Regions from separate parts of the Homo sapiens genome. Here all the other regions are linked to region 3. Evidence: chromatin loops called from intact Hi-C (ENCODE). Cell type or tissue: MCF 10A. All regions are shown on one strand.

What was found. A loop is a pair of places that touch in the nucleus more often than their neighbours do. Peaks named below come from ENCODE experiments on the same cell type or tissue, not always from the same donor. Only the 100,000 strongest peaks of a DNase experiment are listed, where the experiment ranks them.
Region 1: a loop joins it to region 3, with 8 times the contacts of the local background. A loop is called at or near these places in 4 of 110 quality-filtered maps.
Region 2: a loop joins it to region 3, with 13 times the contacts of the local background. A loop is called at or near these places in 41 of 110 quality-filtered maps.
Region 4: a loop joins it to region 3, with 18 times the contacts of the local background. A loop is called at or near these places in 50 of 110 quality-filtered maps.
Region 5: a loop joins it to region 3, with 4 times the contacts of the local background. A loop is called at or near these places in 10 of 110 quality-filtered maps.
Region 6: a loop joins it to region 3, with 18 times the contacts of the local background. A loop is called at or near these places in 88 of 110 quality-filtered maps.
Region 7: it touches region 3 in a loop (6-fold over the local background); 6 of 110 quality-filtered maps call a loop at or near these places.

Annotation. Positions count from the first base shown.
Region 1 is chr5:137,603,852-137,607,851 of GRCh38, reverse strand. No RefSeq gene overlaps it. Among named protein-coding and RNA genes, the nearest start is that of MIR874, 42 kb to the left of the region's middle. In MCF 10A, a CTCF peak has its summit at 2,243; no DNase peak of the experiment used is centred here.
Region 2 is chr5:137,342,714-137,346,713 of GRCh38, reverse strand. The region is part of intron 2 of SPOCK1 (SPARC (osteonectin), cwcv and kazal like domains proteoglycan 1); the gene reads left to right. Among named protein-coding and RNA genes, the nearest start is that of SPOCK1, 150 kb to the left of the region's middle. In MCF 10A, a CTCF peak has its summit at 1,799; a DNase peak (open chromatin) is centred at 1,793.
Region 3 is chr5:137,497,687-137,501,686 of GRCh38, reverse strand. It overlaps SPOCK1 (SPARC (osteonectin), cwcv and kazal like domains proteoglycan 1), which reads left to right and starts at 2,361. Exons shown (of 11, transcript NM_004598.4): 1 at 2,361-2,508; 2 at 3,129-3,314. The coding sequence starts at 3,129. RefSeq lists a silencer at 2,191-2,410. In MCF 10A, a CTCF peak has its summit at 2,271 (motif pointing right); a DNase peak (open chromatin) is centred at 2,346.
Region 4 is chr5:136,800,318-136,804,317 of GRCh38, reverse strand. No RefSeq gene overlaps it. Among named protein-coding and RNA genes, the nearest start is that of CTB-1I21.1, 67 kb to the right of the region's middle. In MCF 10A, a CTCF peak has its summit at 1,756 (motif pointing left); no DNase peak of the experiment used is centred here.
Region 5 is chr5:137,073,674-137,077,673 of GRCh38, reverse strand. The region is part of intron 5 of SPOCK1 (SPARC (osteonectin), cwcv and kazal like domains proteoglycan 1); the gene reads left to right. Among named protein-coding and RNA genes, the nearest start is that of CTB-1I21.1, 340 kb to the right of the region's middle. In MCF 10A, a CTCF peak has its summit at 2,316 (motif pointing left); a DNase peak (open chromatin) is centred at 2,333.
Region 6 is chr5:137,319,077-137,323,076 of GRCh38, reverse strand. The region is part of intron 2 of SPOCK1 (SPARC (osteonectin), cwcv and kazal like domains proteoglycan 1); the gene reads left to right. Among named protein-coding and RNA genes, the nearest start is that of SPOCK1, 180 kb to the left of the region's middle. RefSeq lists an enhancer at 2,824-3,323. In MCF 10A, a CTCF peak has its summit at 2,452 (motif pointing left); a DNase peak (open chromatin) is centred at 2,446.
Region 7 is chr5:137,218,559-137,222,558 of GRCh38, reverse strand. The region is part of intron 3 of SPOCK1 (SPARC (osteonectin), cwcv and kazal like domains proteoglycan 1); the gene reads left to right. Among named protein-coding and RNA genes, the nearest start is that of SPOCK1, 280 kb to the left of the region's middle. RefSeq lists a silencer at 1,812-1,961. In MCF 10A, a CTCF peak has its summit at 1,927 (motif pointing right); DNase peaks (open chromatin) are centred at 1,908 and 3,888.

The sequences.
Region 1 (4,000 bases), 110 kb before region 3:
ACCCTCGCTGCAAATGTGTCTGGAAATGTGGTTTTTAGCTTTCTAGCTTCTTGGTAATAGAAGCGGGGTAGAATGCTTGTGGAACTATCCGTCCTCGTTGTTTGCCACATTCCTCCCATGTGGCTGCTCAACTTCCGTACACACCCTTCTTCCCATGCGCCTAAACAACCATGGCAAGAACTGGCTCCTTTCTAACCTGTTACAGCTATCCTCTGTGAAAATTAAAACGTGCTTACCCTTCTTCCACGATGGGAAAGCTTCAAATGTCATCAGTCACTGCATCTCTAGGTGGCATTATCCCTCCTCTAGTTTAGAGACAATTCTTCCTTAATATCATATAACCTGAAGCCTAAATGTGAAATTAACAACCACAGTGTATACTATGCATAACCACAGTATACAACCACAGTATATACTATGCAAAGTAGAAAAAAGGAGAGAAAGGGGAATTGAGGTCTGTGTGTATGTGTATTGTATAACATGCATATATACTCACATATCTGTTAGTTTTTGTGGTATAACAAAGTGCTCCAAAACTTACTGGCTTGAAGCAATCACTATTGATTATTTCTCACTATTCTGAGGATTGACTGGGCAGTTCTCTTGGTCTGATGTGGCTCGGTTGATCTCTGCTGGGCTTGCTCATGCATCTGTATTCAGCCAGCAGGTCAGCTAACGGCTGGATGATGTAGGATCACTCAAATATCTGGTGGTGGGCCGGTTATTGGAGAGGGTATCATCTCATCTTCCAGCAGGTTCGCTCAGGCTTTTTCACATGGCAGTCTTGGGGTCAAGTCCCAATGTGCAAACACTTTTAGAGCCTTTGTTTATGTTGCATTTGCTACTGTCCCATTGGCTGAAGCAAGCCACATGGCCAGCCCAGACTCAAGGTATGGAGAAAAAGACTCCATCTTTCATTGGGAGGTAAAGAATTAATGGCCATCTTAACCATCTACCACAATATATGTGTACAACAAGACAGACCATATTTGGGGCCATCAAATAAGTCTCAATAAATTTAAAAAAGCTGAAGTCATGCTGAATGCTTTCTCTGACCACAGTGGAATTAAACTGGAAATCAATAGCAACAGTATATCTGGAAAAAAAAACACAAATATTTGGAAATTAAACCAAAGTCCTCATGAAGGTTTGGGGAGGGTGACAGGGACCTGTCTTCACTTTTCCTTATCCCCATCTGGTCTTAATTTTTTCACAAGGATGGCAAAGAGTTAGGAAATTTGTCAGATAATGGTTCTTTATTCTCTCAGGCAAAACCCGTTGCCACATTTGCTGATTAAAAACATTTTTTTCGCTTGAACAGGGGAGGCAGATGTTGTGGTGAGCTGAGATTGCACCACTGCACTCCATCCTGGGCAACAGAGTAAGACTCTGTCTCAAAAAAAAAAAAAAGTTTTTTCTTCTAAGGACTGCCTTGATCAAAGTGGCTATTTGTTAAGATGACTTTCATCATATTCCAATTGTCCAAACTCTGTTTTCCATCTCCTCCTGATTGGCTCTAAGCATTGGGCCATCCTCCTCCTGACTGCAGTGTTTCTCCTCAGGCCACCCTCTTTGCTGTCACAACTGTTAAGCAGAATGTGGTCATTATTACTGGTTTTCCTAAGTGTCTGGAGAACTGGCATAGACTCTACTGATATAAAAAAATGTATCAAGAAGCCTCTGGTACCCTATTCCGAGCCTAAGGCACACATCACTCACTAATCAGCGATGGCACTGGCTTACTGACCCCTGCAAGACAAGGCACCAGGCTGCCCCTGCCAGTCAGTTGGAGTTGGCACCAGGGATGAAACTTATTTGCCCTTTCAGTTTTAAGCACTTGCCCTTGGGTTTTTCTGTCTAGTGCAAATACGATATATTGTACTGATGTTCCAGATGTCGGAGGCTGAGGTTTGAAGTTTTATATACTAGGAATATGCTGCAACTGTTAAAAGTGTAGAAATTGACTACATGCAACAGAAACAAGTTATGGCTCTTTCCTCCAACCCCCATCCCTGTAACAGTGTAAAATTTGCAATTTTTTTCAAGTTGGAAATTAAAAAAGAAATACCCCGTGTAGTGTTATGTGAGCAGACTTAACATTAAGCCATCTGTGCCCCTCGAGCTGTCTTCCTCCTTTATTTCCAGATCTTAGGGACATACTAGAAGCTTTTTTGCCTTCCTGTGAAGAGGATCTCAAAGATTTTCACAGTCAGTTCTGCCCTGTAGCACAGGAAAATACCTTACTTGCACACCAGAGGCCCCTGTTTGATTTAGAAGTACAAATAGCTTAACAGCTACCAGCTCTCGAATTTCTTCCGTGTGCCAGGCACTCCCCTGAATAATTTATCTGCACCAGCTCACTTACTCTTCATAACAGTCCTGAGCACCTGGCATTAGCATCCCCATAGTGCTCATGATGAAATGGCTCAGAATGGTCAAGTAACTTGCCCAAAATTGCATGCTAGTAAAAAACGGAGGTAGGATTGGAATCCAGGTCTGTGTGGCATCAAAACCTTGATTAATCCTCTCCTTGGTCTCTCCCTCAGGGGATGTGATGCTCTTTGTTTTGGGGCTTATAGGCTCCTCTGCCTTTTTCCTGCTTTCTCCCTATGTTTTACTTGCACTAAATCAAATGCTTTTCCATCTCAATCCCAATCTCTCTTCAGCACCCTCCACGCCCCCCACCTGCTGCCCGCCTCTGCTAGTCTGCAAAGGCTAGGCATGTCTTAGGTAGGAACAACATATTTCATCCCAGGCACGCAGCTTAAAACGCAGGAGTCGTGGAGCAGATAAATTTGCCTGAGAAGTAAGCAAATGTCCCTTCTGGAGAGCAGAATTTGAAAGAGGCAGGGAGCTCAGCAGAGCAGGGGAGGAATGGGCATGGGAGAGCTGGGATCTGCAAAGTCACTAACCTCACCAGCTTCAGGCCTTAGACTGAGAGATTTATTCATTGTTTACCCACCGGGCTCTGGGTATCCCTTGACGACTAAGACCTGCCTCTAGGAGTCACATGCAGAGTGGGGAGAAAGTCAGGTACACACGGAAGCCTGCAGCTGCTGGAGAGTGCGGAGCTGGCATGTGAGGAAAGAGACTTCTCTTTGGGGCTGCATCCTTTTGGTGCCGGGTCATACTGAAGCTTCAGGTCATACTCTGCATCTTTTCTCACTGCTCTCTGTTTGGCTAGTTGCAAAGACCAACACCCCCTTCCCCTATCCCTTTTGAGGCTCAGATAAATTATTAAATATCAGGTAGTAAGTGCTACTCACTGCCTGGTTAGAAGCTGCCCATCACAACCCAAATCCTGCAAGCCAGGGAGTCTGTGTTCCTGATTTTTGGTTTAGAACCCACACTGAGCACTCCTGTTTGTTTTCTGTGTCTGCAGTGTCTTACTATTCATGGAAACATTTTACCTGAGGGTCTGGCCCTTGGGTGCCAATAGCTGTACTTTGGTTTCAACTGCTTTGGACGAAGAGGCATCACCTCATGTTGCTCCCAAAATCACTGTGATATGTCCCTGTGTTTTAGGTCGGACTATCTCAAATATATCCTTAAATATAAAGAAAAAATATCTCCAGCCTTTTCGCATGTTGTGCTGGGACAGAAATGTAATTTTCTTTGGAGGAACCTTGGTGATGATTTGCCCAAATCCCTGGCCTGGCAGAATTTGGTTCTGGAGGCATCCTGTCAGCTGTCTCTCTCCTTCCCCTGCAAGTTCCACCTCCTGCCTTTCTCTGCCTTCAGCCCTCTGGGATCCAACACACATAGATTTGCCTCTGGGTCTATTCCATGTGCAGACACCAAACCAAATGGGAAAGCTTCACCCCACCTAACTGGACCCTACTGGGGAAGAGAAATAAGTGCTGTTGTTTCTCATGATCCTGGTGATCTGATTCCCTTGAGGCCCCTGAGAGAGGTTGGTTTTGACTTCTTAGGTGTTGACCAGGCTCTTTCTGTTAATGTTAGACCTTGGGACTTAATATTAGCACATAATATTAGACCT
Region 2 (4,000 bases), 150 kb after region 3:
GGGAGAACGTTGGTAGAAGGAGGCAAGCCTCGGAGGAGAATTGTCTGGAAAACCATGTTTCCCTGTTTGTTTCTTTTAAATTTGAATGTACCTCCTGTTTATATGGCGCTTTACAGTTCAGGCATCATTTTCGTAACTGCCACCTCATTTGCATTCCTCCTGTTCACCCTCTGTGCAGCTTTAGAAAAGGCTGTGCATTCACAGCTCAATGTTAATCAAGGGCTGATTATCTCGGTCTTTTTCTCCTCCCTGTTCTGACTTCCTGCCTTTTGACTTGGGAGTTATAGCTGGAAGCAGGTTGGGGTCAGACAATGCAGAGTTGAGTCAAATAAATCCTATCCATTTAAATTAGCCATTCAGGATAAAGGATGGGTGGAGGAGGGGTGCAGGGAAGGAGGGGGAGCAAACTCCTGTTCTGTGACCCCAGCTTCCAGGTGCCCAGCTCATGAGGGCAGGAGGGGCCCACAAGGAAATGCAACTTCCCGGTCTTCCTGGGCTTCTCATTCTTTGGGGTCTATTCTGTTGTGTGCTGGGAGAGGAAGCCAAAGGGCATCTGATGCAGGAGAAAGGAGAGTTGAGGCCTTAACAGAATTGCCTCTTGAGAGGGAGCCTGTGCAAAGGAAGACAGGGGCTTTGGGTGGGACAGACCTGAGTTTGAACCCTGACTCAGCTACTCAGCCCCATGGCCTTGGGCAGCTGCTTCGCTTTTCCGAATCTATTTTGTCTGATAAGATGGCAGTGATGAGCCCTGTCACACAGGTGTCTGAGGCCCAGATGAGGCAGAGATCAGTGCTCTTTGGTGCCTGCAGTGTCTGCTGGAGTGCCTGCAGTAATGCTGAGACATGTGTGTCTATCTGGTAGCCTTCTCTTCCCTGCCTTTTTAGAGATGAGGCTTCCTTAAGATCTGGGAGGGCATCATGCTGTAAGTAATTTCTATATAGAGTGTTAGGGGCCTCAACCTTAATGTGTAAAATACTCAACCTGCAGTTTGTTACACATTCCTGGGCTCAGCCCCTAGAGAGAGTGATTGGTCTGGAATGGCTCCCAGTTGATTTTTTATAGGGACCACATTTTGGGAAAGTTTTGGAATAGAGCCAGAGCTAAAGAGCCACTTAGACCAGGGTGTTTGCTAAAAATACAGATGGTCAGCCCTGCTCCAGAACAACTGTGTGGGACTCTTCAGAGGGAAAGCCTGTATTTTGACCAAGCCCTAGGTGATTCTTGGATAGAGCAAATTTGGTTAACACTGAAGTATGGAATCCAGGTAATGCCCATCTCTGCAGGAGGAGTATTTACTGCAAGAGGTGCAAGCAGCTGGGGATATGTTTCAGAGGCAGACACAGGCTCACCCCATAAACAGGAAGAGCTCATCAGGGAAGGGATTCTGAAGTGCTCACTATTGGGACTGAGTGGGCACAGCATTGCAAGGTCTCAAATTCTAGAAACTGGTCGTTTAAAGGCAGTCATATTCTTTGCTAAAATGAGGCTATGGGACTGGATGACTTTAGTCCTTCCAGCTCTGAAATCACTTGGCTCCAAACAATTCCATACAAGTTACATTAGGCAGAGATGAATATTTGTTAGAAGGGTGCCCCTAACGTCTGGTGTTTGCATTCTTTTTAAATATTGATCTATATTGTGTGAGTTTATTCACTTTCTATATTTAGTCCATGTTTCTACTTACCTGTGATTGTATTTTCGTGGAGAAGTAGAGCGTGTGTGGTTCTTTGAGACTCTGCCTAAGAACCTTCTATAAAGCTTTTGTTACCCAAGCTAACAGCACTGCTGCCTGGTGGTAGCTTTTGGAATTGCAAGCCCATCATTTTGGAAATACAGGAAACACTTGCATCAAAATCCCTTGGGGAATGGGGAACAGTCTTTGTTTTTTTAAAAAATGGCAAATTCCCATTTCAGACCAACTGAAACAATCTCTGTCGGTAGAATCCAGAAACCTGCGTTTATACTAAATACTTTATGTGAAACCTTATGCCCAATGTTGTTTAAAACCATTGCTTGACAGCAGGGTTTCTCAACCTTGGTAGTATTGGCTTTTGGACTGGAAAATTCCCTGTTGCAGGCAGTTGTCCTGCACAGTATAGGTTGGTTAACAGCATCCCTGACCTCTACCCACTAAATGTCAGTGGCACCGCCCCCTCCCCATTTGTGAACATCAGAATTATCTCCAGACATTGGCAAATGTCCCCTAGGGGGCAAAATCACTTTTGCTTAAGAACTGCTGCCCTGAGGTGTGCTGTGAACATCTAGCCCACTTCAATGACAGCAAGTGCCACAGGGTCACTAAAAGTTAAGATGTGACACCTGTCTTCACAGAAGGTTATTCACGCAAATGTGAAATGACTTCGGACTTGTAAGTAGAATAAAACGTTCTGGCTTTATGACCTTTGTTTTGATTTTTAAATAGTCATCAGGGAAAGTCATACAGGATGGACTTTAATTAAGGACTCCCCACACTTGAGCATGGGCCATGCTGTGCCTTTCTCAGGCAGCTATTTTGGCTCAGACTCCTGGTGCATGGGAGCCTCTTGGGAGGGATCAAGAGAGAGAAGTGTAACTTCTTTTCTCCCAGAATCTCTTTGCGATAATTAAATTCTATTAGGTTTTTCCATTGTGGGAAGGGGCTGTTTATTGTGTCAATTATATTTTTGTACAGAAAACTTATTCCCAAAAGGTTATAGACAATACTCACTGTGGGGAAAAGAGTTCACTGGGCATTCCTGTGGACCCTAGCCTGGTTAAATGAAACTTGCTGATCCTGTTCTATGATGGGGAGCTGAAGTCTCCTGTATGGCACCTGGTATGGGTTTCCCAGAGGTGACCTCTTGGACTTAACACTTCCACTGGAAGTCAGTTAACTGGGGGAATGTCAGTAGCCCCCAGCACCTTACAGGCTTTCTGATATTCTCATGCTGAAACAGAGTGCCCCACACAGGAATAGCCAAACACCAGGGAACATGTTGCAGGATGAATCCTTGGGTATTGTAGAAGGGATTGACTTCTTGTTCCCTAAAAGTAGAGGGTTGGGATTGACCCTAAGGAGGAACTGTGTGAATATGCTTCCTGTTGGATCTGGGATTTCATACAACGGGGCTGAGAGGCTGAGCTTCACAGGTGGCTGTGATGGTTGCTAGAGTTGAGGCAGCTGAGTGGGTTGGAAGCAGTGAGGTGCTTGATTTCTGCAAGGCTCTTCCACAGGTCCTCTGTACAGCCCTGGGGAAGCGTCTGCCCTTCTTGGGGCCCTTCTTCCACTGTTGAATGGGAGTGTTGAGCTTGGACATCTCCAGGGCACTGAAAGTGGCATCACTGTGTGGATGGACCTTGTGGGGAGAAGAGCTGGCCTATGCACCTCTTCTGCTCTGGGTGAGCCTAGACAAGAGGGTCCTCAGTAGGGAAGGAAAGGAAATGATATATGGTTTTTGACCTCAGTCTAACTCATTGTCCCCTCCTGAAGGTCTGCAGGTCTAGCTAGTCTCTGCATCAGCATGAACACTGGAGAGGGGACAGCCAAACCCTCCCAGACCTCCCCTTTGTGACTGAGGCCCCTGTGGCTTACTCTGACACCTGTGGGAGTGGATAAGTGTCGGGATGTACTTGCACTTGATTGAAGGCCTTCTGCTCAAAGACAGTCACCCAGCAGCCTTCTGATGCCTGAAAGCCTGCTTTGGGAATACAGTTCTTTTGGTTTAACACTTGATCTGGCATCAGATCATTTATCTAGCATTAGTCATTACATTTTGGTGTGAATGAGGTTCAGCTCATTTCCTGAGATCAGATTTCACTGGGAAAGGAGAATATAGATATTGTACTTCTGAAAGGGTCAGGTAAGAACAAAGAGTGGAACAAAGAGCCAGGAGGAACAAAAAGGGCACCGAACTTGGAGACCAGAACAGACAAAATAAGTTTCTACTCTCCGGTGTTGCCAAAGGGCAAGGTTCTCTGACTCCTTCCTCAACCACAGGTAATTTTCTGTGAATAACTGAGC
Region 3 (4,000 bases):
ACATAGAGTAAGTGATATCAGTTGAGCTTACAGCCAGAGAAGCACTGTGTTCTCAAAGACAGCATCACTGCAGGTGCTGGCCTGGTCCACAGGTGTAGCAAGAGTCTCTGAAGAAGTGAGGATGAATAAGCAGAGAGCAGAATTAATGAGACTTGTGCTGGGACTGGGTATGGACAGCAGCCCAGGCAGAAGTGAATACCCAGGAGTGGAGGGAGCCCATTTCCACTGGGGTCAGGGCCAGCCCGTCCAGAAGGTCAGAGGAGGAGAGAGTGGGGTGAGAGGCGGGGTCCAGATGTGCGGGGCCTGGGGGCTCCAGCCAGGAGATTGGTCTTTATCAGGAAAGCATTGTGAAGAATTTTGTGTTGAGGGGAGAGGGGTGATGGGATGGTCAGACTTGTTCTGAAAGAGCGCTCAGGTGTCTGGGGAATGGGGTGTAGTTGTACAGAGAAAGGTGACAGGCCAGTATCACTTGTATACAGGCAGGGGAAGACATTAAGTCCCTTCCAGCCCTATTTCACCAAACATTGCTGGTATTTGGAAACGGGGTGGGGGATGGGGCAGGACCAGACTTCTGCTTCTCAGTGTTCTGTCCCTGTAGCCTGATCTGTTTTTCCTCTCTCCCCTCCCTCCCATCTAGGGGAACTCAACAGGTTAGTGCTGGGGCCGGTTCTCAAGGGGCAGGACAGTGGTAAGCATGGCATAGGGCATGGGAGTGCAGAGATGCAGGTGGGTGCATGACTTGGGATGGGCAGTGCAGATATTCACTTATCCAGGGAATGGCAGGACGGTGGTTATCAAACTTTGCCATGCATAAAAAACGCCTCGGGAGCTCATTAAAAGTGCAGACTTGGAAGCTTTCCTAAGGAATGCTGACTCAGCAAGTGGGGCGGTGGGGCAGGAATCATTTTTAGGAAGTTCGCTTCTCTCTCCACCCAGGTGATTTTGATCTAGATAACCCGACGGCCTTCCTTTTGAGAATGCCTCCATGCTGGCCTGCGTCTTGGCCTCATATCCTCAGTCCCCTCTTCTGTCTCGCACCAGCCTGGGCCTGAAAGCTGATTTTAGCCCTGCATTAAGATGTGAATGACCCAGGACATAGGCGTGGGCAAGGACTTCATGTCCAAAACACCAAAAGCAATGGCAACAAAAGCCAAAATTGACAAATGGGATCTAATTAAACTAAAGAGCTTCTGCACAGCAAAAGAAACTACCATCAGAGTGAACAGGCAACCTACAACATGGGAGAAAATTTTCGCAACCTACTCATCTGACAAAGGGCTAATATCCAGAATCTACAATGAACTCAAACAAATTTACAAGAAAAAAACAAACAACCCCATCAAAAAGTGGGCGAAGGACATGAACAGACACTTCTCAAAAGAAGACATTTATGCAGCCAAAAAATACATGAAAAAATGCTCATCATCACTGGCCATCAGAGCAATGCAAATCAAAACCACTATGAGATATCATCTCACACCAGTTAGAATGGCAATCATTAAAAAGTCAGGAAACAACAGGTGCTGGAGAGGATGTGGAGAAATAGGAACACTTTTACACTGTTGGTGGGACTGTAAACTAGTTCAACCATTGTGGAAGTCAGTGTGGCGATTCCTCAGGGATCTAGAACTAGAAATACCATTTGACCCAGCCATCCCATTACTGGGTATATACCCAAAGGACTATAAATCATGCTGCTATAAAGCCACATGCACACGTATGTGTATTGCGGCATTATTCACAATAGCAAAGACTTGGAACCAACCCAAATGTCCATCAATGATAGACTGGATTAAGAAAATGTGGCACATATACACCATGGAATACTATGCAGCCATAAAAAAGGATGAGTTCATGTCCTTTGTAGGGACGTGGATGAAATTGGAAACCATCATTCTCAGTAAACTATCGCAAGAACAAAAAACCAAACACCGCATATTCTCACTCATAGGTGGGAATTGAACAATGAGATCACATGGACACAGGAAGGGGAATATCACACTCTGGGGACTGTGGTGGGGTGGGGGGAGTGGGGAGGGATAGCATTGGGAGATATACCTAATGCTAGATGACGAGTTAGTGGGTGCAGCGCACCAGCATGGCACATGTATACATATGTAACTAACCTGCACAATGTGCACATGTACCCTAAAACTTAAAGTATAATTAAAAAAAAAAATAGAAGTAAATTAAAAAAAAAAAAAAAAAAAAAAAAGATGTGAATGACCACGTTCCGGGCTGGGGCGGCCGGGCTGTCGGGCAGGCAGCGCGCGGCCACCAGGGGGCGCCAGAGCCTTGGCTCGCGCGCTCGGCCTCCTCCGCCCGCGGACGCCGCGCCCGAGCCAGCGAGCGAGCAGAGCACATCGCTGCGGGCTCACAAAGCGGCCAGACGCTCGGCGGCGGCGTGTGGCAGGAGCGCAGGGGCGCGAGCCGGCGATCAGCCTTCCCGGCGACCGTGCCGCGGGAGCTCGAGCAACTCGGACTAGGGGACCCGGGCCGGCCCCCAAGGTACGTGCCCAGAGGAACCCCGCGCCCCAACTTGGAGTAGTTGGGACCTCCCCGCGGCCGCCTAGGGGGCTGGCAGGGTCAGGGCCTGGGGTTACCTCCGCGCGCCTTTCTTACCCCCGAGACCTCAGGGCGCTCAAGGGAGACCTTTCCCTTAGCTGTCGCCGGGGACCCCCAGCTGCTGGCAGCCCCCACCCCGCTTGCCGGAGCTCGGGTGCTGCTGGAGCCCTGTTCTCCCCTCTCCTGCCCCAAAGCCGTGTGCACCGCACCGTCTGTGGGAGTGCGGCGTGCGGACCCGGGCTCCCCGCTTCTGGGGAGGGGTACCAAGCCCCTGATAGGAGGGCGGCATCTGTGGGGCACTCGGAGAATAGACGAGACGGGTCCCCTGTAGTTGGACGGCAGCCTCGGATTCGTGACGCAGCCTCCTCGTTCGTAGATGAGTCCCCCATTCGTGAGAGGGGTCCCTGGGTCTAGAGGCGCGACAGGCGCCCCAGGTGCGCGAGCGCTGCCCGTGCCCGCCGCGGGGTCCCCGCCTCCGGGCTGGGGCGCTGGGACGCCTGGGTGCCCGGGGCTCGCGGCCGCCCGCCCTCTTCGCTCATCGCCCTGCGCGCCCTGCCCCGCAGATGCCGGCGATCGCGGTGTTGGCGGCGGCCGCCGCGGCGTGGTGCTTCCTCCAAGTCGAGAGCCGGCACCTGGACGCGCTCGCCGGAGGCGCGGGCCCCAACCACGGCAATTTCCTAGACAATGACCAGTGGCTGAGCACCGTCTCCCAGTACGACCGGGACAAGTACTGGAACCGCTTTCGAGACGTGAGTACCGGCGCCACCCGGCCCTGGGGGGCGCGGAGCCTCTCGGAGGGGACCCCTGAAGCGGGGTTGGGGTGTGTGTGTGTGTGTGTGTGTGTGTGTGTGTGTGGTTGGGAGGGGGACAGGTGGGCATCTCCCGCGGGGGCTGGTCGGTCCCAGCTTCCTGGGTGCGGTCTTGCCTGAAAGGAACTTTAAAGAGAACTTCGAAGGCTCCATGCGCTTGCCTGTTACCTGTGGCCCAGGTGTGTGTATTCGTAGGGCTGCGGGAGGTGACTGCACTAAAATACAGCACAGATCACCAGTAGCTGTGGAGAAAGAGGTTCTCTGAGCTTCCGACTTCTCCTAACCGTGATGGTAGACTTTCCCTAGCTCCGGAGAAAACCTCCCCGGGGCAGCGGTGGCGTGGACCATCTCTGGGGTGTGTCAGGAGAATCCCTACTGGAGAGGTTGGGTCTGGGAGTGGTCCAAGCTATTTATGGGGGAGCTATTTATGGGAGTCAGGTGTTGCATGTGTGTGTGTGTGTGTGTTGAGGGAGGCGGTCATGGCAATGGGCCTGATAAAATACAGGGGAGGTGGGGTGGTTTGACCCTCGGAATCTTGAAACAGGAACAACTAGCCCGTGCAGTTGGTCCCCTGCCCTGAAAGGGACCCTGGGTGGCAGAGCATTGCTCCTCCGTGGGAGCCCTGG
Region 4 (4,000 bases), 700 kb after region 3:
TGGGACTATGGGCACATGCCACCATGCCTGCCTAATTTTTGCATGTTTTTGTAAATATGGGGTTTTGCCATGTTGCCCATGCTGGTCTCAAACTCCTGAGCTCAAGTGATCCAACCCACCTCGGCCTCCTAAACTGCTGGAATTACAGAGTGAGCCATGGCATCTGGCCCCCTCTCACATATTGATATCTATTATCTGTATCTGTGTGTGTGCATGTGTGTGTGCGTGTGTGTGTGTGTGTGTGTGTCCTATTGGTTCTGTTTCTTTGGAGAACCTTGACTGATACAAGTGATTATATCTGGAGATTTGGGAAAAAATATCCTAGAAAGGTGACCTGCTAGCTGGGTTTTAAAGAGTGAGAGGGATTGGTAGGTTGAGTAAAATAATGAATAAACTCTTATGCAGAAAAAAGAGTAGGTATAAAACTTTGGTGATATTAAAGAGCAGAGCACATTTGGGGGAAGGCATCTTAGTTCATTTTGTGCTGCTATAGCAGAATATTTGAGACTGGATATTTTATAAATGACAGAAGTATATTTCTTACAATTCTAGAGACTAGGAAGTCCAAGATCATGCCATTGGCAGGTTCAGTCTCTGGTTCCAAGATGGTATTAGGTTGCTGCAAAAGTGATTGCAGTTTTTGCCATTGGAAGAAAGGACAAAAACCACAATTACTTTTGCACCAAACTCATACCTTGTTGCCGTGTCTGCTGAAGGGGAGGAACATTGCGTTCTCACATAGCAGAAGATCAAAAGAGAGTGAATTTACTTCTTTAAGAGCTTCTTATGGTGGCATTAATTATTCATGAGGGCTCTGCCCTCATATCTAAACACCACCAATTAGGTCCCACCTCCCAACACTGTTGCATTGGGGATTAATTTTCCTACATGTGAATTTGTGGGGACATATTCAGACCACAGCAGAAGGCAAGAAGTTCAGTGTGACTGGAGCACAGTATTACGAGGGGATGCAGGAAGCATGGCATAATATGAAGCTGGAAAGTGGGTAGAAGCTTCATTTTGAAGGTAGTATAAGGTATGTGAAGGCTTTTATCTTCTAGAGGGTGGTGAACCACTGGTGAGCTTTGAGAAGGGATGTGAAAGGATCCAACTTTTACCTTAGAAAGTTCATACAGAATGTAGTATGCAGAGTGAGGGTGAGTTGGGTATGGAGATGTGACAATGGGGGAAGGAACCCTGATCAGAACACTATGGCCATGGTCCAGACAAGAAAGAAGCTCAGATCACAACAAGGGATAGATGACTTCAGAGAACACAAACATTCTCCTTTCAGCTAAAACTATAATATATCAACATCATCCAAAGAACAAAATGTAAAAATGTTGAGAAGTTGTTTCTAATCTTTTCTGATAGGCTCAACTCTATTAAACTCTAAAAGGAAATTTTGCATTTCGCTCTATTTCCCCATTTGCATTTTATTGTTGTCTGCAGTAGTGAGAACTATACTAGAAAATATCTGCAGTGGTTTCCACCTAAAACAGCTTAACATCTTACTTTATTATGGCTCCCTTTTCATTTTGAAACAAGTTGGTCTGTGTGGATAAATCCGCCAAATAGAGAACCCCAGTGAGTCCCACTGGAAAACAGTTCTCTATGCCAGACACCAGTTTAATATTCCTTCAGTGGAAGGTGTCTCTCTGAGGGAAACCATATAAAAAATTGTTAGCCTCCTCTTGAGACCATTTCTGTTTTGTTTCTGAAACAAATTATGGGCCAGCAGTGCCCTCACCTGGCATCTTGAAATTATAGAGTGACATTCCTATTTTCAAGCACGGAGGAGGATTTTTACAGAAATAAGCCATTGGTAATATTAGTTCTCTCTCCTTGAAGACCCAAACTAATGAGTTACTTGGGGCCACAAGTTGTGGCTGAAATGGGGATCAAGAAGAAGCCTATTTTTCCATGGTCAATGTTAAGGAAGCAATTGAAGTATTCAGCAAAACAAACAAACAAACCTGAATTTGTTGTCTGAAGCTGAGTTCAAATGTCAGCATTGCTTCTCACCTACGCTGTGACCCTGGCAGGTCATTTTCCTTTTGCTCACCTTATGGAACCCTTGTAAGCATTAGATGCAAGAATGTATCTAAAAGCATCTGTAAATGGCAAATGTTCAATTTATGTCATATAAAAACCTGAAATTTCCCTAAAGGACTGTAATCGATACAAATTTTCTAGCAAGAAAAAAGAATCTGCTAGCAAATACCAAGAACTATAAATGTGTATGGGCCTTTCAAGCCAGTAACTACACTTTTAGAACTTATCATAGGAAAATTAAGTGAAATGTATAAAATGTTGTTTGCACAAAAGATGTTCATTATGGTGATATGTATAATAAAGTTTGGAAGTAATCTCAATGTGAATATCCAAGAAACTAGGGAAATGGTTAAATTGACTTGCTATATCTATGCCACATGTTGATGCTGCCATTTAAAAACAAAGTTTCAAGAAAATTTTAATTATATAAAAATACGATGTTAGAAGAATGGGCTGTATATTATATCAACTATAAGAGATGTAAATAAAAACAAATAGAAAAAGTATTTGAAATAAAAAATTAGATGATATCAGGTAATGGTAAGGATATGGGGAAAATGGGTACTTTCACATATTTCTAATAGAAGTGAAAATTTGAAACACGTTGGACAGCCTTTTAAATTTGTTAAAGTAAAAAAATATATAAATGCCTATGATATAAAAAGTTCCATCTGAGCACAAAAATGTGCATAAAGATATTCACCAACATCTTGTTATAACAGTGAAAAATTGGAAACAACTTGCTTGTCCACCCATATTGAAATGATTAAATGAATTACGATATGTGTGTTTGGACAGATCAGGTGATTCTGTGGGAGCAAACAACATCCAAGTCACGATGCCTTAAAAAAAGCAATAAAAAATTTCTCACACTGTAGTGTGAGTAAAAGTAACTCAACACATTTCAGCTGGGGCTCAGCTCCATCATCCTTAAGATGCAGACAGAACTGCACTGTCCCACATGGTAGCTACTAGCCACATGGAGCTATTGAGCCCTTGAAATGTGTCTAGTCTGAATTGATAAACACTGTAAGTGTAAGTTATATACCGGATTTTAAAGGCTGAGTATAAAAGTGTAAAATATTTATTTAATAGTTTTTCGTGTTGATTGCATGTTGAAATGATAATAGTTTGGGTATACTGGGTAAATGAAATACATTATTAAAATTAATTTTGCCTGTGTTTAACTTTTTTTAAATGTGACTTACGGAATATTTAAAATTAGATAACAGCTTAGATTATATTTTTTACTAGGCAGTGCTGGTCGAGAACACCACTAGTCTCAACAGCAAGTGAAAAGAGAAAGATGAAGCATGTGTCAGCTCTTAAAGCTTTTGCCTGGGAGTGACATATGGGACATGGGTTTATATCTCCTTGACCAAAGGCAATCATACTGGCAACCTGAGTTTAGTAGAGTGGGATGCTCCCATCCTACTATGTGCCCAGAGAGAGAGAGAGAGAGAGAGAGAGAGAGAGAGAGAGAGAGAACTAGGACATTGGAGAACAGCCCTCCTATCAACCACACTGTGGAATGCCACACAGGGGATTAAAATAATGTCAGGTCTCTACATGCTGATGTGAAAAGAGTCCAAGACAAATTGTTGAGTAAAAAAGCAAGTTCTTTAACAATACGTATTGTATCACACTGTTTACAAAACACATGCCCACACAGGCAGAACAAAATTGCACCTATTATGAGGACATATATTATACAGGTAACAAACTAGGAAAATGTCTGGAAGACATACACTAAACGTAAAACAATGCTTACCTCTTTGTAGGGGAGAGGTTGCTTTATCTTTAATGTTCGAATATCATACAATGAAAGCAAAGTGTGTTTGGGCAGTTTGGGCTGGATATCTTCTGTTTGCCCCTCTAGTTGGACTCTTTACACTCCCTGACCCTGTCCTATGCCCAGGGGTGTAGGCTGCATAAATGGGCTGCA
Region 5 (4,000 bases), 420 kb after region 3:
GAATAGCTGCAGGCCTTTATGCCTCCAGGAGAGGCTAAGTCTGGCTGCTGTCAGCTTCTGGAACACAGAAGGTGGCCACATCACCTGATTCAGGTCTGTGAGCTGATCAGCTTCACTTCTGTAAGTTGGCTTAGCTAATTGCAACATGTTAAAGTGGCTTTGACTAACATCACTATCACTAGTGACAAGTCACAGTTGACAAGCAAGGGTTGTATTTGGCTGACTCCATTTCTTCCCTGCCGGTCAGCACCACACAGCCGCCAGCAGGGCACCTCCTGTTCTCTCTCCCTTTCCCGAGCTCTGGCATAATTTCTGTCTCCTCTCTGTCCTCCTAGGATTCCTGTAAAGGCTTTGCCAAACCCCTCACTGTTGTAGAAGTCTGTGAGTCATTACACATAGCACTGGACTAGGGAGAAGTGAAGGGGTTGAATTAAAAATTAAATCTGCGGGGGCCGGGCGCGGTGGCTCACGCCTGTAATCCCAGCACTTTGGGAGGACGAGGCGGGTGGATCACGAGGTCAGGAGATCGAGACCATCCTGGCTAACACGGTGAAACCCCGTCTCTACTAAAAATACAAAAAAATTAGCCAGGCGTGGTGGTGGGCGCCTGTAGTCCCAGCTACTTAGGAGGGTGAGGCAGGAGAATGGCATGAACCCAGGAGGCGGAGCTTGCAGTGAGCTGAGATCATGCCACTGCACTCCAGCCTGGGCAACAGAGCGAGACTCTGTCTCAAAAAAAAAAATTTTAAATCTGCTACTTACTCACCTTGTGTCCCCGAGGCAGTTATTTGCTTTCTCTAGTTTCAGTTTCTTCATCTATAGAATGAATGTATTAACACCTGCTCTTAATCTATAGAATGAATGTATTAACACCTGCTCTCACATAGGGTTACATAAGATATATCCCATAAATAAACAAAAAATGTATAAGACACAGATGGTCCCTGACTTACAATGGTTCAACTGAAAATGGTATGACTTTAAGATGGTGCAAAGGAGATATGAATTTACTAGAAACTGTACTTTGGCTACCCGTCAACCATTCTTTTTTTTTTTTTTTTTTTTTACTTTCAGTCCAGTATTCAATAAATTACATGAGATATCCTACTTTTTATTATTAAATAGGCTTTATCTTAGATAATTTTGCCCCACTGTAGACTAATGTGAGTGTTCTGAGTACACTGAAGGTAGGCTAGGCTAAGCTATGATGTTTGTTGGTTAGACATATTAAATGCACTTTCAATCTCTGATTATTTTTACCTTAAGATGGGTTTATTGAAATGTAACCCCATAGTAAGTTCAGGAGCACCTGTACTTGTGATATGCTAGGCTCTAGTCAAAGATACTATTTCCTTCAAGAAGTAGATATGTAAACAGATAAGCACTGTCCAGTGGTGAGTGCAATGAGAGAATTGTCCTGGGGCACAGAGGCAGGAGCCTCAGAAAAGCTTTCCTGGAGGAAAGGCACTGGAGCCCCGTTCGGAAGAGGGGAGGGCTGCAGCTGGCCCAACTGTGGGCCTTCACTGAGAGCCCTTCGGGTCTGGGCTCTCTGCTGCATCCAGGCCTTGCATGGTGAGGCTGTGCATGGTCCCACCTCTCTGATGTACAGCAGGTTGTCCTCCCTCCATGGGGCCAGCCATCTCCTAGAGAGGATGACAGGCCCAGGAACTTCAAGTCCTTCCTCATCTGCACTATTCTCCGAAATCCCAGTTAAGTAAAAAATCCCACAGAAATTTAAAATGTCAAAATAGTGTCCAGTCCTAACAAAATCCCAGGCAGAGGAGATAACAGGGAAAATGTCCAGAAGTGAGAACAGTGGAGGTGAGCCAAGGCAGTTCCCCTTGTGTGCAGTTTGGGAGCTTAAAGCAGGGGCCAGGAGCCTGCTGGGGGTGGGCCTGCACGTGCAGGTCAGGGCTGCACTCCTCTCCACGGTGCCGGCCACTCTTGGTTGCATTGCCTGGAGGACAGCAAGACTCTCCACTGGTTTCGTCACACAGTTTAGAGAAACTATTCAGCCTTGCCTCTAAAACCAAGCCTGTGACAATCTGTACATGAACTGGACTGAAACTTACCTCCTCACTCACTAGAAAAGGGTGTGCTAAATCACTGACAAGATAAACAAGGTAAGAAAATGAGCAAAGCTAATTGCTGATATCAATCAAGAGAATTTTGTGCTTCTGGAAAACCTGGATCACTTGGCCCTTTAACAAATCCTTACTGAAGGTCAGCTCTTTACCAGGTGTAAGCCAGCCTGGATACAGCAGGAAATAGGATCCAGTCCCTGCCCCGAGAGCCGCCCTCTAGCGGGAGCTGCAGGAGGGACAGTAACTGCAACACCTGAGAGTGGCAAGCCACTGGGGAGGGAGGAGCTTAGGGAGGGAAAAGAGGAGTGGTTTCTGGGAAGAGTTCTCCTAGCACCACTGGGCAAAGCAAGTTAAATTTTCTTCCCCTGGCTATTAGTTTAATAATTATTCAATGTACAGAGCATTTAAAGAATAATGCAATGAATGCTGTATACCCGTCATTAAGATTTGACAGTTGTTGCAGTGGCTCACACCTGTAATCCCAGCACTTTGGGAGGATGAGGCGGGCAGATCTATTGAGGTCAGGAGTTCGAAAACAGCCTGGCCAACATGGTGAAACCCGGTCTGTACTAAAAATACAAAAATTAGGTCGGGCGCGGTGACTCACGCCTGTAATCCCAGCACTTTGGGAGGCCGAGGTGGGCTGATCACGAGGTCAGGAGATCGAGACCATCCTGGCTAACACGGTGAAACCCCGTCTCTACTAAAAATACAAAAATTAGTCGGGCGTGGTGGCGGGTGCCTGTAGTCCCAGCTACTCGGGAGGCTGAGAAAGGAGAATGGCCTGAACCTGGGAGGTGGAGCTTGCAGTGAGCCGAGTTTGCGCCACTGCACTCCAGCCTGGGTGACAGAGCGAGACTCCATCTCAACAACAACAACAACAACAACAACAACAAAATACAAAAATTAGCAGGGCATGGTGGCAGGTGCCTGTAATCCCAGCTACTAGGGAGGCTGAGGCAGGAGAATTGCTTGAACCTGGGAGGCGGAGGTTGCAGTGAGCTGAAATCATGTCACTGCACTCCAGCCTGGGCAATAAGAGCGAAACTCAGTCTCAAAACACAAACAAAACAAAAAGATTTGGCAGTCGTTAGTATTTTGGCACATTTGTGTACTCTTGCTTTCTGTATATACATACGTACTTTCCCCTGAACTAGTTAGAAGTAATTTGCAGCATTGTGACACCTCACCCCTAAGAAAAGGGGTGTTCTCTTATATAACCACCTTAACCTTAGTAGGTATTATGCCTGTAAGAACATTCCATAATATCACCTAGCATATAGTTCACATTAACATCACAGAAATTCTTCCCCAAATGTTTGTATAATAATGTGTTTTGTATAATAATTATTAGTCAAGGTTCTGTTAACTTTCACTCATTTCATTTGTTTCCGATTTTTAATTTATTTTAATTAGAAATGATTACTCTAGTATGATAATCCACCTGCCCCAGGTTTGTTTGGTTTGCTTTTAGAGTTCAGACTGTTATAAAATGTCCTCAATTTTGGATTTGTCTGTTTCCTAATGCATAGAGTCGGGTTCAACCTTTTTAATACAGTGCCTCACAGGTGCTACTGTGTATTTTCTTTTGTTGCATATTAGGAGGCACATGCCAGCCTGTCCCGCCGCCAGTGGTATTAGCTTGGACCCTTGGTCCCTTTGTTAAGGGGTGACTGCCGTTTGTTTTATTGAAAGTGTGCATTTTCTTCTTTGTGTAATAATAACACTATAAGGAGACATTTTAAGACTGTGTGAATGTTTCATTCTCTAATAACTTTCACCCAAAATTTTTAGCAAATATTAAATGGTCCTTTTCTGACTCAATTAATTACATGAGGAGTTTCAAAATGGTGACTTTCTAACTCTAGCCTTTCTTTTAAATTTTGTAGCTGCTATTCTCTTGTAAAAAAAAAAAG
Region 6 (4,000 bases), 180 kb after region 3:
CTAATGAGAGGTGATTAGGCCATGAGAATGGAGTGAATGAAATAACAGTTATTGCACGAGTGGGTTTGTTATAAAAGGGAGAGTTCATCTTCCTTTTACTCTCTCTCTCTTGCTCTTCTACCATGTGATTCCTTTCACCATGATTCCTTTTACCACGTTATGACATAGCAAGAAGGTCCTTACTAGATGCTGGCCCCTCAGTGTTGGACTTGCCAGCCTCCAGAACTGTGAGAAAATAAATTCCTGTTTATTATAAATTGTCCAGTCTCAGGTTTCCTGTGATACTAAAATGGACTAAAATGCACTTTGTTTTCTGCCTGTCTCTTAGTGTTTTTGTTCCTTTTTTCCTCTTTTGATTTTTTTTTTGGTAAGGATATGCTTTGATTCCTTTCTCATTTTCATTTATGTATCTTATGTAGGTTTTTTGTGGTTACATGGGGCTTATTTTACAGTTGTAATATCTATTTTAAGCTGATATCAGCTTAGCTTCAGTCACATACAAAAATTCTACTCTTTGACTTCTCCCCTCTGTTTTGTTATTGTCACAAATTACATCTTTTGTATTGTGTATCCATTAACATACCTTTATAGTTATTTTTGTATTTTTGTCTTTTAACTTCTATGCCAGAATTAAGTGATTTACCTACCATTGTTAGAGTATTACAATATTCTGTATTTGTAATATTTATATATTTACCTTTACCAGTGAGTTTTGTGTGTGTGTGTGTTTTTTTTTTTTTCCTTGAGACAGCATCTCACTCTGATGCCCAGGCTGGAGTGCAGTGGCACAATCATGGCTGACTGCAGCCTCGACTTCTTGGGCTCAGGTTATTCTCTTACCTCAGTCTCCTGAGTAGCTGGGACTACAGGTTTTGTGCCAACATGCCTGGCTAATTTTTGTATTTTTTAGTAAGAATGGGGTTTTGCTATGTTGCCCAGGCTGGTCTCGAACTCCTGGGTTCACTGCCTGCCTCAGCCAATGAGCTTAATACTTATATATGCTTTTATGTTGCTGACCAGTGTTTTTTAGCATTCTTTCTTTTCAACTTGAAGGACTCCATTTAGCTTTTCTTATAAGGCGGGTCTAGTGGTGATAAATTTTATCAGCTTTTGTTTATCTAGGAAAGCCTTTAATTTTTCTTAATTTTTGAAAAACACAGACACACAAATCTGGATTGACAGTTTTCTTTTTCTTTTTTTTTTCTTTTTGACAGAGTCTCACTTTGTTGCCCAGGCTAGGGCATGATGTTGGCTCACTGCAACCTCTGCCACTGGGGTTCAAGCAATTCTCCTGCCTGACCCTCCTGAGTAGCTGGGATTACAGTCACCTGCTACCATGCCTGGCTAATTTTGTTGTATTTTTTTAGTAGAGATAGGATTTCACCATCTTGGATAAGCTCGTCTTGAACTCCTGACCTCGTGATCCACCTGCCTCGGCCTCCCAAAGTGCTGGGATTACAGGCGTGAACCACCGCCCTGGCCCTTTTTTTTCTTTTTTAATCACTTTGAATATATCATCCTACTCTGTTTTGGCCTGCAAAGTTTCTGCTGATATATACACTGATAGTCTCATGGAGACTCCTTTGTATGTGATGAGTTACTTTTTTCTTGCTTTCAAAATTCTCTCTTTGTCTAACCTTTGACAGCTTGATTATAATGTATCTCAGTGTGGACTTTTTTGGGTATGTTCTGATTGAGATCTATTTGGCTTCTTGGATTTGGATGTTCATTTCCTTTACCAGAGCCATTATTATTTCATACAAGCTTTCTGCCCCTTTGTCTGTCTTTCCTTCTTCTGGAATACCTATAATATACCTATTGGTCTCTGTGGTGTCCCATAGTAGGTCCTTTAGGCTTTCTTCACTTTTTTTTTTTTTTTCTGGTTGGTGTTTCTATGACTGAATAATTTCCAATGACCTGTCTCTGAGTGTGCTGATTCTGTGTTGCTTAAACAGTTCTGCTCTTGAATTATTCTAGTGAAATTTCCAACTCAGTTTTTGTGTTCTTCAGGTCACAAATTTCTTTGGTTAAAAAATACTCTTTTTCATTTTACAGACACTCTCATTTGTTTATACACAATTTTCCTGAGCTTGTTAAGCATCTTTATGGTGGCTATTTTGAATTGTTTATGAGATAATTCATATAACTCTTTTTCTTTAGGACCAATTTCTGGATATTTATTTTGTAACTTTGACTGGGCTGTGTTTCCCCATTACTTTGTGAGCCTTATAATTTTGTGTTGGGATTTGCACATTTGAAAACACAACCACTTTCCCCAGTCCTTATGGTTTTTCTTATAGGGAAAGACCTTCAGCAATCAGCCCAGCTAGAGATTCCAAGCGTCTCTTAACCTTTTGGGGAGAGAAATCTTTTCTAGGCTTGTGTGTGTAATTTCCCATTTAGAGAGATTTGCTGGTCTCTTTTTCAGGCGCTTGTAGCCTCTTGCTCCCTCTGGTGTCTGTATGAGGTATTTCAGGTTTTCTGGCGCTTTTTCTGGCATTGAGCTCTTTTCTGTTCTCTGGCTCCCAGGTATCCAAAGTTTTCTAAGTCTGTCAGCACTCTAAGTCAGGCAAAACAGAAACCACTCCTTCTAGCAGCCCTTGAAAAGCCAGAACACAATATATACATTCCACCCTTCCTTTCCCTCCCAGTGGAGAAGCCATGAGTTGGGTGCTTTCTGAAAATTGTGGCAAGCTGTGCTGGTGTCTCTGTGTGATACTACAAGTTCTCTGGTGCTGCCACAAGCTTCTGAGCTCTCTTTTGTTCTCTGTGGATACCAGGCATCCAAGGTATGTCAGTTTCCCATCAGCACTCTGAATCAGGCAGGACAGAAACCAGTCCCTTGGGCAGTTTCCTGAAAAGCTGGAACATTGGAAGTGTTTCAATTTCTTCAATTTCCCTCCCAAGGGAGAATCCACAAGTTGGACTCTTCTTTTTGATCATGAGCTGTGCTGGCTTGGGAGAAGGATTGATGCAGTTGGAATAAAATAGCTTTTTGTTACCCATTTCAATGTAGCTGTTCTTGATTTTGAGTTGCCTGGGGTACTGTGACTTCCTAACTGAATTCTGGAGTTCTCATAAAGGCTTTTTGGATCATGTGTTGTTTTTTTTTTTTTTTTTTTTTTGAGACGGAGTCTCGCTCTGTCGCCCAGGCCGGACTGCGGACTGCAGTGGCGCAATCTCGGCTCACTGCAAGCTCCGCTTCCCGGGTTCACGCCATTCTCCTGCCTCAGCCTCCCGAGTAGCTGGGACTACAGGCGCCCGCCACCGCGCCTGGCTAATTTTTTGTATTTTTAGTAGAGACGGGGTTTCACCTTGTTAGCCAGGATGGTCTCGATCTCCTGACCTCATGATCCACCCGCCTCGGCCTCCCAAAGTGCTGGGATTACAGGCGTGAGCCACCGCGCCCGGCCTCATGTGTTGTTGTTAAAGCTGGTGTTTCTGTTGTGAAGTGAGCTCTCGGGTTTCCTATTCTACTGTCTTGCTGATGCTACTTAAATAAGAAGGATAGTTTTATGGCATTGCATAAAAGTGTATCCTAGCATCACTCTACTGAAAACATAACTAGTTTTATCATTGATGCCTTCCAAGAAACCATTTACAAGTATTAAAAGGACTTGCTCTTGGAGAGATGTCAATCTGTTACTTATAGTGAACAATAAGCATATTGGAAAAATGTGTTAGATGAAAGAAAGGGGTAATGAATGGTTTTAAATTAATAGATCTTTCACCTAAAGCTAGCCATGGAGCATTGCTTGTAAATCAATTAAAGGCCAAAGGAAATATTCATCATTGAATTATATGGGTTTTTACCTAGAAGAATTTCCCTCAAAATGCAATTTCCCTGGAAATCTGTGAATCCTCAGTTCTCTGATGAGAGGCAGCTTAAAATTCAGCTGGGTAGTTTCTGTGATGTCTCAAACAGGCTCCATAACCTTCATGATATATAGTCTTGGAATTTGTGTGTGCCTCCTCTTTTCTCTGAGGGCAGAGATTGGAC
Region 7 (4,000 bases), 280 kb after region 3:
AAGGGGGTCTCCCTCTTATAGTTGTATTAAATCTGTGCTCTTCTTTTAAGAGTCTGATTATCCAGGAGAGGTAATGCTTTAATTGAGGGTCTTATTTAAACCTATAGATAATTATCCCTGATGATCTATGTATACACAGAAAGCAAATGTACAAATTTACTAAATGCTCTTATTAGCTACTGGTGTTAGCCTTTGTTCCCACTTAAGCTCTGATACTGAAACTGAACTGTTTGGTGACAGAGCCCCTGAGAGTATTTTGCTTGGCCTTACCCAAAGAGAGGTTCCCCCCACCTACTCTGAAGTGGGGGCGGGAATCAAATAGAAGCACTTAAACAGATCTTCTTAGTGTACTCTGGATTTGCCCAGGCAGCCTGTGTGTTTTTAGATCCCTTGATACTCTGCAGCTGCTTTGTCCTCTCTCCTGATGGCGTATGTATGTGACATGATAAAAGCCAGAGTTTTGAGTACCTTAAATAAAACAAGAAAACTCGAGGCTTCATGCTGTCCTCTGTGATGGGAATAGTAATAAAAGCATGACAATTGGTGTGTTAAAGAAGCCAGATACCAGGAAGACCTTTTCAGATGGAGTCTGATCAAGGCTTTCTCATCAGACAGAAACAAACCCAGTGCCTGAGCCCTGTGGAGGGTGGGCGCTGCTTCCCTGAGATGCTGTGGGAGGAATAACTGGTTGTGTACATTCCCAGAAGGAGAAGTATTCATTCATCATTTTCATTATTGCCTTGTTTCTCCACAGAAATATTTCAGATGCTAATTTTCTTGGAAGAGAAGATTGACATTCACACTTACTTTTATTTTAACAATTAAAGAAAAATAATGAATATTCATGCCAAGAAAATGAACTTAGTTACAGTCTAAACACATATCATAATGAATGGTTCTGATATTTGGACCCTCATGGCTGTAATAATACAGTTAAGTTCCTAAAATTGGAATCTATTGTCATCTCAGTCATTGACTGAAACTGAAAATATCTCATCGAAGATGTTGTGTAAAGGTCTCGGTTATTAGGAATTTCATGCTGTTTTCGACACCCGGAGATGAGGCAACCACCCTCATAACATATAGATCTGTTGAATTTTTTATTTGCTTTGTTGGGACAGATTCCTTGAAACAAGACCTCTGTGTGTCATATATATTGCCTTGTAATAATTTTCATTTTAGGGGGGTTAGGAGTGCTGTCTCTTCGAGTGCTTTTTTGCAGCTGGATGCACATGGCAGTTTCTGAAATGGGCCTGGACTTTTATAACATGAAGCCATGTGCTTTTCTTAGTAACTATAACTCATTGGTCATTTACCTTAGGATGGACAGACATTTAAAAGATGGAATTTTTGGAAGGTGCCAAAATCAGACATTTAAAATGGAAATTTCCAAGGCAACAGGCTATTTAGAGGAAACTTGTGAATCCTTTTAAAATTGGAATGCCTCCCCCATTTATGTTTCTACATAGATATTTGGGTTTTTATATTCCAGTTTTTCTCAAAGTGAGACACACCTATTTAAGCAGATATATTTCTGCTGGCCACGTTTCTGTGGCTGTTGGCTTACTGTGCTGGAGTGTTAAATGAGTGATTCTAAGAATAATTGCAAAGATGCTTTGAAAACATGGATATAAAGTCACACATCTTAATAAAAGTTGGGGGACTTTTTCACTAGACTTTCTTTAGAATGTTAACATTTTCTGCTCTGGAACCATGTGTGTGCCCGAGAAAGGCTGAGGATTCAGTATGGAGACTAGCAACCTTCACTTATTCACTCACTCACCTACCTATTCGCTGACACAGCCTCTTAGTGACCATTTGCTCAGTGCCTGCTGAGCAGTGATTCCTATCTAAGGTGCTGACGAAACAGATGACTGTGACTCAGTCCTTGTCCTTAGTGTCCTCACTGTTTAGAGAAACCCAACAATTACACTAGAGGGCAGTGGAGTTCATAGTGGTTAGGAGACTAGACTCAGGAGTCAGACCTGGGTGATGTGGGCCAAATTATTACATCCTATGTGATGTGGTTTGTTCCTCTATAAAGTGGGGTAAAATACAAACAACCTCACAGGGCTCTTTGAGGATTAAGTAATCTAAATCCATGTAAAGTACAGTTCCTTGCGTGTGATAATACTTAGAAAATGATGATCCATTCATGGCTTCACAGCCAGGTGCTATAGAGAGTGACTCAAAATGCATCCTGGGGGGCACTGCCAGGCAGGGCGACTCAAGTGAAAGGATTAGTTATGTACATGCCCCCCAAAATGAGAGAAGGTTGTTTTCTTTTTCCACAGATTTAACCAAAATGGTGCTTTTGGAAATGAGGAGTTGTCAATATGGGATGTGGAGGACATGATTTTGAGGTCATTTGATTTTGTTCTGCACTGCTCTGTCTCTGTGCTCCCCATCTTCCTCCCTCTGAAACATGGGTTCTTGTTGCTCTATCTAGAAACACCACCCTCCTGGGTCAGGAGATGCAACTGACCCCCACTAGATGGAGGGCATGGTGTCTAGATACCCTGGGCTATTCTTTCAGAATCTACTTCTGGGGCAGATGGAGTACTGGATGGGTTGCCCAGGGCTTAGAGACTAGATCAAGAGAATCCTGAAGGCCATGGCTCTAGAAAGGTTCACATTTTCTAATTACTTCTTCAGGACCTGCTCACTCTAAGGAGGCAAAGCAGCTCTAAAAGACACCATGGAGGCCCTATAAAATCATCATGTCTCTCCAGGAAAAATAGCCACCTAGGTTATCTTCAGTGAAGTAGACTAGGGGCCCAGCCAGGGCCAAGACCTCAGCTTCCTAAGCACTCAACACAGCCTGGACAGACATATGTTCAGTGAATACTTTGATCATGATGAGCTCTAGAACATTGGGCAAAGGCACTATGCCAGTTATTGTTTCTTCACACATCTGTGTGTTTTCTGGCAATAAGGTATACTTTCTCATGAAATTTGACCTGGAGTTTTGTTTGGTGGTATTTTGAGCTTCTATTCATTTGGAGAAAAAAAGGCATGATTCTTAATTGCTGTAATTTTACCTTCATGAATTCAGAAATGCGAGTCCTGGAATAATGAATCCCCTTTTATAAAGAAACATATTTGCAGCAATGCCAATTCCTGGCTCATTAGGCCCATTCTAGCAGCGGAGATGTCTGGCTTTCCCCAGGGCAGGACCTGCTAAGTGTTGGGATACTCTTACTTTTTCCAATCCCTCTGCCTCCACTGAACTCCACCTCTCACAAGGAAGAGTTAACATTTAATGAAAGGATCTTTTGACACCCACTGCCAGAATCCTGCTTACTTACCACTCTGCAAATAATTTTAAATGAGTGATTTTTGTCATCTTAGCATCATTAATTCAGGTTCACACAAAGAACACAGTGTATTTGTGTAAAAGGCTACTAGACAAATTAAGAGGGTGATGCTAGCATTTCCTGTGTGCAGATTTGGCAGCCGTCATCTATTTGGAGAGATTCCAGGTGAGATCCTAGGGAAGAGAGCTTTGTATAAAACAGGTTTCTTCTCATATGCCTCCTTAAGGTTCCCCCTTGCAGGTCTTACAACAAAGGAGTGCCTTGGTGGGGACCCTGCATTTTGTCTGTCCCACTTCAGCCTGCTTGGAGCCAGCCTGGGCACTGCTTTTTTCCTTGTTGATGATTTTCTTTCATATCACCATGCCGCCTCTGCCCAGGTACCTGGCAGCTAGTTACCTTTGGTGGTATTGTCTGGTATGGTGGTCTGATGAGAAGGAGCTCCTCCTTGGGCAGGTTTGGGACCACCTGTGCTTGTTGTACACCTTAAATGTAGGGGAAGAATCTGACTAGCTACTATAGGACTCAATTCTGGCAGCTTGCTTCTGCTGTGTCTCAGGAATGAGACCAGTGGCTCATTTGTTTGATGTAGCTGAGTCATACAACTTGTCAATTTTCCCAGCAAAGCGTGAATAAAATCTAGTCTTTCCAGAAGGATTAAATAAGTGGCATTGTTGTTCTTTTGC